Linked DNA regions of Homo sapiens: region 2 is linked to region 1. The links are chromatin loops, found by intact Hi-C in ENCODE. Cell type or tissue: ascending aorta. All regions are shown on one strand. Each heading gives the region's core, and the rest is flanking DNA. Links, peaks and the distances in the headings are about the cores only. Region 1 overlaps RAPGEF3 (Rap guanine nucleotide exchange factor 3). Region 2 overlaps HDAC7 (histone deacetylase 7).

Region 1 (4,379 bases), core at 103-4,102:
GGGAGTGTGGAGGGATCCAGGTCACACAGTGAGTCCGTGGCAGTCAGCGCCAGGGGCTTCTGGGCCAGCCAGGTTCCCTTCCCTCCACAACAGGTAAGGGATGCCCCCAGAGATCAATCTGAGAAACCGTGAAATCTGAGTGCTGTGTGAGGCCTGGGGTCACGGGGTGCAGGGATTCTGACTCACGGCTTTCGAAGTGCCACAGTGAGCAGGGCGTCAGGCCCCCGCTGGGAGAGCAGGGCCACAGCTTCGGCCAACTCCTCCTCCATCTCATGAGTTCTCACGGGCTCGGGCTCGGGCCCGGGGAACCGGTAGAATTGGGCATCTCGGTCCTGGAAGGCCCAGTCGTGTTTCACTGGGGGGCAGAGGCCCAGGCGTGGGGGAGGAGAGGAAATTGAGGCTATGTGGGTATGAAACCCCACTGCGATGCCACCCCTCAGCACTCCCCAAGTAGTGCCTGCTTCCCAGGACTGCCCTGTCCTGTCCCCCTCACTGCCCAGCCCAGCCCGGGGCACCCCACCCTGGGCTCGGGCTCACCATGGCAGAGGGCACCTTCATCCAGCAGCACCTGGCAGATTCCCACAACTTGGCTCCGGGAATGGACCCCAAGTCCCAGGGCCAAGATCCCATCCACCAGCTCCCGGCCAGAGCAGCACTGCCTATGGAAGGTAGAAGGGGACAGGCCAGTGGAAGGAGGGTGGCAGGGAGAGGGAGGAACTATGCATTAGAAAGGCACCCTCTGAGGCCCAAGCCTGGTTCGTCCCTGTGCTAGAAGCAGGGTGAGGCCCAGGTGCCTGACATAAAGTGGAACGGAGAGAAAGCAGTGAGGCTGGGCAAGGAGGCAGCAGGGCCTCCACTCACCGATAGAGCCTAAGGTGGTACTTCCGGTCTCGGATGAGGTTTGGGCAGGTGGCCAGCAGATGCCGATGCAGCTGCCTCCCAGCCCTGAGCACCCGCTCTGTGGAGGCCTTAGAGGGAGGAAGGGCACAGCAGTTCAGGCTCTGAACCCCTCATGGTGCTGCCTGTCCCAGCTCCACCCTGCCCAGGCTTCTACCTGCTCCAGGCTCTCGCTGAAATCCAGGGACTCCTCGCTGTTGGTGAGTGGTGTCTGGGGGCAGCAGGGAAAGCGTGCACATCAGTGTGAGGTCTTCAAGCCCAGCTCTTGGATACCTCCCCTCCCCCATCACTCCCACTCTTGCCTAGGCCCCAACCCCAAATGCATCCATGTGGCCACTCCTTCAGCAAATAAACAAATATTCACTCAGCACCCTGTGCCCCGGGCATCGCCTCTTCCCACCCTGCCATCCTGATCACCAAACCCAACTCAAGGACTGCCTCCCTACAGTTGAGAGCCCTAAGACACCCATTCTGCTTACTCAGGGCCCAGGTGTGCCCATGCCCCCAGGTGAACTGCCCCTGTTGGGGGAAAGAAGTGAGGGAGCTGGAAGGAGCATGAGGACATGAGATAAGAAGACCTGGGAGATGGGAGCCAGGATGTGAGCAGCTCAGGAGGCCTGGGAACATCCGCTCCTGGGCTGGGGTCACAGACCTGATCCCCAGCCAGGTTCTGTGTCCTTCCACAGGCCCATGAGCAGGTGTCTTGCCATCTCTGGGCCTCGGATCAGCCTGGTTGTCAAAACACAAACCCTGGAGCCAGGCTCCTGGATTAAAATCTCTGCTTCCCCACTGATGGCAGATGTGACCTGAAACAAATGATTTAACCTCTCCCTCCCTACCTGAGTCTCCTGAACTGTAAAATCTACAAAGCACTAATAATACCGACTCATGAGGTTTTGGGAGAATTAAATGAGTTGCTACACATCGAATGTTTAAAGCATTGCCTGGCATATAGTTGTATGCACATGTTAGCTAGTACTCATCTGTGAGGCATTAGGGTGGGGCTGCTTGCTGGAAAGCGTCTTTCTTCTCTGAGATGTTGCTAGCCTGTGCCCTGCGAGAGTGAATAAGTCCTTGGTGGCACACAGGACTGGCTCAGGAAGACGCACTTTATCATGGAAACACTGCTTAGTAAGGATTCCCTGCCCTTGGTAACAAGCCATTTGGAACTCCCGGGCCTGTACGCCCTGGAATAATGGCCATGAAAGCCCCTCACGACCCTTCTCTTCCTACCACCTGAGAATCTGGGGTTTGTGGACATCTCTGGACAGGATGCTCTACCATCTACGAGCCCTCTCAAAGGGCTCACTTTACAGTTTACAAAGCACTTTACAGTTTACAAAGCACAATCGCCCCCTTGATTTCATTGGATCTCATGTAAAATAGGATCAGATGTGAAATAGGCAGAGCAGGCATTGTCTGTCCTCTGTCACTTACAAGGAAATAAAAGCCTGGAGGTGAGGTACCTTGTGTAACTCAGTTGCGCATACTTCGGACAGCCAGACAGCTGTGGAGAAGTTCAAGTTCCCACCCAGAAGTGCTCCCATTCTCAGTCTCCCTACACCCACCCCACCTGCCCCTTTCCTCTCCCCTCACCAGCCACCTCTCTCCTAGCTTCCCATCTGGCTTCAGGTCCCTGAAAAGGACCTGCTGGGGAGTTGCAGTACAACCAGTCCTGGTGCTGGCAGGGCCCTGGGCACAGGCATCTTGGCACTGCGTGCCCAAGCAGAGGCCTGAGGTCTGGCATGTGCAGGCGCCTGGCCCAGGGCTGGGCGGAAGTCACTAGGTGTCCCAAGGGTATCCCTGCCCGGGTCATGGGGCCCAGCCCAGTGCCAGACACAGAGCCCTGGAGACTTAACGACAGGAAATGAGAAGGAGGAGGAGCCAGGGAAGGGAGGAAGGGCAGGAATGCTACCCAGCCAGCCCCCTGTGTCGGAACAAACAGTGCCTGAGTGCTAATGACTTGTTGTTCATATCAAAATGCCCAGGTGGCCCCAGTCCCTGCCCCAACTCCCATTGGAGCCCACAACCCAGGCTCCAGCACCAGCCCCCTTCCTGGTATTATTCTGACTTGGGAGAGGGCACATTAGGAGGGGTGGTGCTGGGTCACGTGGCCAGGTTGGTCATTTCCTGTCCTCCCCCAGGGGATGAGGATGCAGGTCAGAGAATGGCCCTAGTCCATGAGCACTGAGGAAGGGACTTTAAGGAATCCCTCTCATTTTGACAAGGAAAGCAAAAGCCCAGAGAGATCACACAACTATTTAGAAAGGTAAGATTCTACTGAATAACTCTGCTACTGGTGCTGACCCCAGAGGTAGGTATTTGTTTCCTATTTCACAGCTAGAGAAAAGAAAGCTCCAAGGTTCTATAACCTGCCCTAACTGTTGGTCAATAAGGGCACCAGGATTCATACCTATGTCTGATTCCAAAGGCCATGCTCTTAGCATTATGCCCTACCGTCTTCCATTATGCCTATTCCCATGTTTCCTCAGCTTTGTGCTATAGGCACAGACAGTAGAGGTATTCTGCCTTCAGGCAAGTTCTGTGGGCAAGTAAGTTTGGAAACCACTGGGTTAGACAAAGATAGACAGGTTTGTTATTCTACCCTCTCTGTGCCCCCAGGATGTTTGTGTGCCTGCCAACCTTCTAGGATGGGGCGGAGAGAGGGCTGCTATTCAAGGGCAGTGGTCAAGTGTGTAGGCTCTGCAGCCAGATGCTTGGGTTCAAATCCTAGCTTTTGCGTTACCATCTGGTTGTGTGAGCTCGTGCTGATTACTGAAGTTTGCAGTGCTTCGGTTTCCTCATCTGTAAACTGGGGTTGATGATATGAATAGTACCTATCACAAAGGGTTATGAGGATCAAAAAGTTAATAATATAAAGTACTTGGAATGGTGCCTGGATCATAGTAACTACTTAGTAAGTTTAGTTGACTTGATCAGATGTTATTATTTCATGATGGGCCCTATTACCAGGACACAGTGCAAAAAAATACAATGCTAGTCATGTCAGTTTCAGGGTTCTCAGTTGGGAAGAAGCAGCTGATATGAGTCAAGGTGAAGGTCCTCCTCACCCACTCCCCACTCTCATTCCTGAACAGAAAGGGTTCAGGGCGGAAGAGGAGGCACTAACTCCCCTGGCACCAGCACTGTGGCCTGCCCCACCCTCACTCCCTGTCACTGAATGTCAGAGCTGGGCTGGAGAGACAGGCACAGAGCCAGACAGCCTGGGGACCTGTCAGACCAGTTCCCTTGGGCCATAGCTAAGGTGTCAAGCTAGGGCTGCTTGTGGTGGGACAGGGGAAGGGTGCATGGGGCCGGGATGATGCCTTAAGGTGTCAGTGTTACTGTTCGTAGCAAGAGAGAAGTGCAGCATGGTGGTTATGTGGTTATGAGCTTGGACTCTGCAGCCAGATTGCCTGGGACCAAAGCCCAGCTTTGCCACTTAGCAGCTGCGTAACTCTGAATCTGTCACTTAACCTCTC
Region 2 (4,379 bases), core at 183-4,182, 60 kb after region 1:
TGTTCCCACAAAGTGTGCTGTGTTCCACCCCTGCCATCCTCAATTCCTTTTTCATCTTCTATTTCCCTTCCTTTTTAAATGTACATTTTACCATTTTAAAGTGTACCATTTAAACACTTTACAGTGTTTCCTGTTAGCTGCCTCCAGCAGGGTATAACTAAACAAGCAAACCTCCCAGGGCTGCCACAGAGGATCAAACGCTGCGTGAGCTCTCTGGAAACTGTCAAGCCCTCTACAAAATGCGGGTTGCATAACCAGAGCAAGTCACCCTCAGAGTGGGTACTCGGGGGTAAATTCTCTTGGGAGGAAAAGGTCTCTCTCTCTCTCTCTCTCTCTCTCTCTCTCTCTCTCTCTCTATCTCTATCTCTGTCTCTCACTCACGGGCAGGCCTTGGGCAGGTGGAAGCGCTGGAAGCACCCACAAGTGCAAAAGGGAGCACCTACCTTCAGGGCCACTTTCTGGGGACTAGGAACACAGCCGCACGGCTATCAGCATCCCTGGATCTGGGGCAGAGGAAGGCAGAAGCCACAATGGAGACCCTGGTCTGCACTCAGTAAGAACCAGGCAAACCGAACTGAGGCATCTCGGATGTGAATAGCCACAAGCTGTGAATCCTGACACTCACAGGGATGCCACATTAACATTAATGACAGTAAATACCCTAGAGGTCCCATCCCAGTGGTGCCCTAGAATCCCCCTCCTTTTGCCTATTACTTTGGAAGACAGCAGAAGTCTAGTGGGCAGATTCTCCACGTGACCTGATTCCCTTTTGCAGCCAGGCTGCCCTTGAGACTTGGTTGAAGGGGTTTTTCCAGATCACAAATCCAGCTAGGGTGCTTACACTGCCTTCAGGTCACTCAACAGACAGATGGCATGGTCCTGGGTACTGATTTGGACAAACCAGCTGTAAGGACAATTTCTGGCCAACTGGGAATTCCGTTAAGATGAAAATTTACTGTAATGGAAGGTGGAAATCACTGACTGAAAAAACAGTATATGCAGAGTAATCTCATTTTCATAAAAATTACAACACATAAAGACACATACGGAAATGGAAAGATGTGCAGTGATCTCTGACTGATGCGTCTGTGATGTTTTTTATTTTTTAGTTTTTGCTGGTCTGTCCTGTCTGAGTATCCACAATGCACATGGACTGCCTCTGTAATAATTACGCAGCATATATACGTACATAGACACAGCCCATGGTAGCAAAGTCAAAGTGTGACCTCGGGCTCCCGTGAGCATTAGTCCACAGGGTTTTCACCGCCCCCGGGTCTTCTTGGACCATATATCCTCTGAGGTTCCGTGTTATCTACAACCTAGCGTCCTCTGCCCCTCCTGAGTCTCGCCAAGGGCCTATAACACAGAGCTGGGCACAAAGTCAGGACTTACTTAATGAATGCCTTCTGGCTGAATAATGATCATTTCCTGAAAGAAATGCCTCATGCCTCTTCCAGAGCCGCTGTGCTGGGAATACTCACTGCTGACATCACTGACCTGCCCACCCCTCCTCTGTTCTTCATAAGAGCAACAAGGGAAGGGCTAAAATAAAGTTCACCCCAGCAGATGCTGGCAAGGTACTCCACATCAGGGCCATCAGGGGCAGCCCCATCCCAGACCCTCCCCAAGCTGGCACAGCAGCCCCTCTCCAGGGCCAGCTGGCTTCAAGGCCCTGGGGTCCCTCCTCGCCCTGCCTCACTGGGAGAGGCTGGGAGAGGGAGTGAACAAGAGAAGCAGGGGTCCACCCTATGACTTCTGGCTACAGCTCTCTGGCTGTTCCAGGCCGCGATGGGTGGAGGAATCTGGAACAGGGATTTGGCCTGGTTTTTTCTGTGAACTGGGGCTAGGCCCAGTTTCTGTTCTTCGTGTCTGCAACATTCCCTATCCCTGACCTTCAAAAAATATGAACAATAACATTAATAATGATGATGAATATTCAGTGAGCCCTGACTTCATACCAGGCACAGAGCTAACTTTATTTACATTATCTCCTTTAATCTTCATAGCAACTCCATAAAGTTGAAACTGTAATTATTTTCACATTACAGATGAAGAAGTGGAGGCACAGAGCAAAATGTGCCCATAATCACACTTGCAGGAGAAACCGAGACTCAGCCAAGGCCATCCCATTCCTCCCTCTGCGTCCTTACAGGAAGCTCTCCTGCCAGGCTTTGCCATATATACAGTAGGGTCTAAGGCGATAATTAACATCTGTAGAGTGCTTTAAGCACTAAGTGGGGCACAGAGAAAAGCCCCACTTGAAACTAGGAAATCGAGTCTCAGAGCCATCAGCATCCTTACTCAAGATCCCACACCTTTCGACTAAGATTCAAACCCAGATCTCTGGCGTCAGAATGGCACATTTCTTCCCTATTATCACACGATGCCCCTGGCTCACTCTCAAGGCGGCCCCGGCTGCCTGGAAGGGAGAGTCACACCTCCTTCAGCGCTGGAATCTGGGGGGCGAGGCCTGCGCTCAGCCCCTCGCCCGGTGGGGGTGGGGTGCTGCGCCAGCACCTCCTCAGCGTCTCCGCCGTGACTCACTCCCGGGACCCAGGGGAAGCACAGCCCTGCGCTGCGGGCAAACATCGTCCGCCGCCCGCCCCGCCTCCAGCTCCCCGCCTCCACATTTGCTAACCGAAACAAGGCTGCTGCTATTTTTAACCCTCCAGCTCCCCCTTGCCTGGGGCTCCCCCCTTCACCTCCCCACCCCCCGCCCCAGCCGGGTGCCACCAGCCTGTCATTCTGAGAGCAGTTCTATAACCTGAACGCGCCTGGGAGGGCGCAGCGGACGTCCCGGACGTGCAGGTTTGTGGGGCAAGCAAAACAAGACGGTTACAGCCCAATCGCCGAATTCCCCCACCCCAGACTCTTTCCGAACCTGTCACTCCCAGACTGCCCTGCTCCTCCTGCCATTCTGGGGGTTGGGGTAGAGGGGAATGGGACTTCTGGGCTGGGGTCACCTCAGGAGCCAGAGCTAGGCTCCTTGGAATGGGTCCTGCAGGGAGGAAGCTGAACTGAAGGGGATTGGAGTTCCCCTACGGATCCCCAGGGTGAGAGGCTGACCCTATAGGCCCAAAGCTTCTGACCACCAGGGTTTACAATCCCTGCAGGCAAGATGGAGGAAAAAGGAAGTGGTGCGGAGACAGGGTGGGGATGGTGAGCTTAGCCCAGGGCCTTCCTGACGAGGAGAAGTCCCCTCCCCATCCTGCTGTGGGGGCTGTGGAGCTTGGGCGGGAAGGCCTGGGAGTCGGGAAGAGCACTGAGCAGCCTCCAGAGAGGCCCAGGGTGGAAGGCAGCCTTGGCAGTGTGCAGGGGGAAAAGCGGACCTGGAGTCAGGGCTCCTTTGACACTCAATAATCTAAGGCAAGGGCCAGGCAACACCTTCCTGCAGCCTGAAGCTCTGGGTCCCCAGAAAAACCTTCCTGGGAGAAGAGGTTGGAGGTGAGAGGGGCTGAGGCCTGCTGGCCTAGAGCCGGAACCTGACACCCAAGTTGCTGATGTGAAAGTTAACCTCCTGAGAGGGGTGAAGCGTAGAGCTGCAGGTGGACCAGACAGGGGCATTTCCTCCCAGCTGATGTAGAGCCCGTGTCTTGAATCAGCCCCATCTGGCCCTCTGGTCTCAGAGTCTCCCCCAGTTTGGGCAGCAGATTCCAAGGGCCCAGGAGAGACTCTGGAGAGCCCAGCCAAAGGGCCATCTGGGCTCAGGTTTTTCCCGTGTGCCTCTCCTGTCCCAGCCTCCATCCTCCCTTGAGCCCTGTCCTCTCTGGTCCCAACCCCAGCCTTCCTTTCTGGTTCTGTCCTCTCTTCCAGGGCCCAGGTCCCCTCTAGGCCTTGACCCCCTCTCTTTGGTGATTCCTGAGCCAAGTAAAGTAAAGTGGCCACAGAGGCAGCAGGCTAGACCAGAGGGAAGGGACTTGGCACAGTAGTTCCCCAACTGGGGAGATGGCGGAGAAGGGAAGGAGGTGGGAGGAAGGTGAAACAGGAGAGCTCCTGGGGAGATGCTGCCTCCTTCTCAACATTCAGTATGGCCACAGGGCCCTGGACTCAGCCCCATGGAAGAAAAAGGGTGCTCCCCAAGCAAGGGAGTGGCTTTGATCTTGGCCTTGTGCAGCTCCCCCTTCTGCTCTCCCCTCTGCCAACCTTTGGGGCTGCTTAAGGGGAGGAGACTGCCATCTTCCATGCCAAGTGAGAGGCTGGCAATTCAGCTCCAACCCTTAGCCATTGGTCAGCCCAGGGCCTCCACCTGCATCCAGGGAGTTCACAAGCACGGCTCCAGAGGCTCTGATGGCTCACTTCCAACCTGGGGAGGTGGGAGACGGCATCAATGTCACCTTCTTAGGCAGTCCTCCCCTGGCCACCCTATCAAAGGAAGTCCC

What was found. Hi-C counts contacts between places; a loop is a spot of excess contacts. Peaks named below come from ENCODE experiments on the same cell type or tissue, not always from the same donor. Only the 100,000 strongest peaks of a DNase experiment are listed, where the experiment ranks them.
Region 2: a loop joins it to region 1, with 3 times the contacts of the local background. A loop is called at or near these places in 6 of 110 quality-filtered maps.

What each region holds. Positions count from the first base shown.
Region 1 is chr12:47,750,862-47,755,240 of GRCh38, forward strand. RAPGEF3 (Rap guanine nucleotide exchange factor 3) reads right to left here. Exons shown (of 28, transcript NM_001098531.4): 3 at 1,055-1,108; 4 at 862-968; 5 at 538-659; 6 at 187-355. It also overlaps a transcript of SLC48A1 not described here. Among named protein-coding and RNA genes, the nearest start is that of RAPGEF3, 5.8 kb to the right of the region's middle. RefSeq lists enhancers at 1,599-2,140, 2,625-2,919. In ascending aorta, for the core only: a CTCF peak has its summit at 2,279; DNase peaks (open chromatin) are centred at 1,948 and 2,690; H3K4me3 peaks cover 1,626 bases; H3K27ac peaks cover 3,444 bases.
Region 2 is chr12:47,810,492-47,814,870 of GRCh38, forward strand. The region is part of intron 1 of HDAC7 (histone deacetylase 7); the gene reads right to left. Among named protein-coding and RNA genes, the nearest start is that of HDAC7, 7.2 kb to the right of the region's middle. RefSeq lists a silencer at 2,531-2,720 and enhancers at 3,301-3,350, 3,361-3,440. In ascending aorta, for the core only: no CTCF peak of the experiment used is centred there; DNase peaks (open chromatin) are centred at 1,470, 1,750 and 2,560; H3K4me3 peaks cover 3,712 bases; H3K27ac peaks cover 4,000 bases.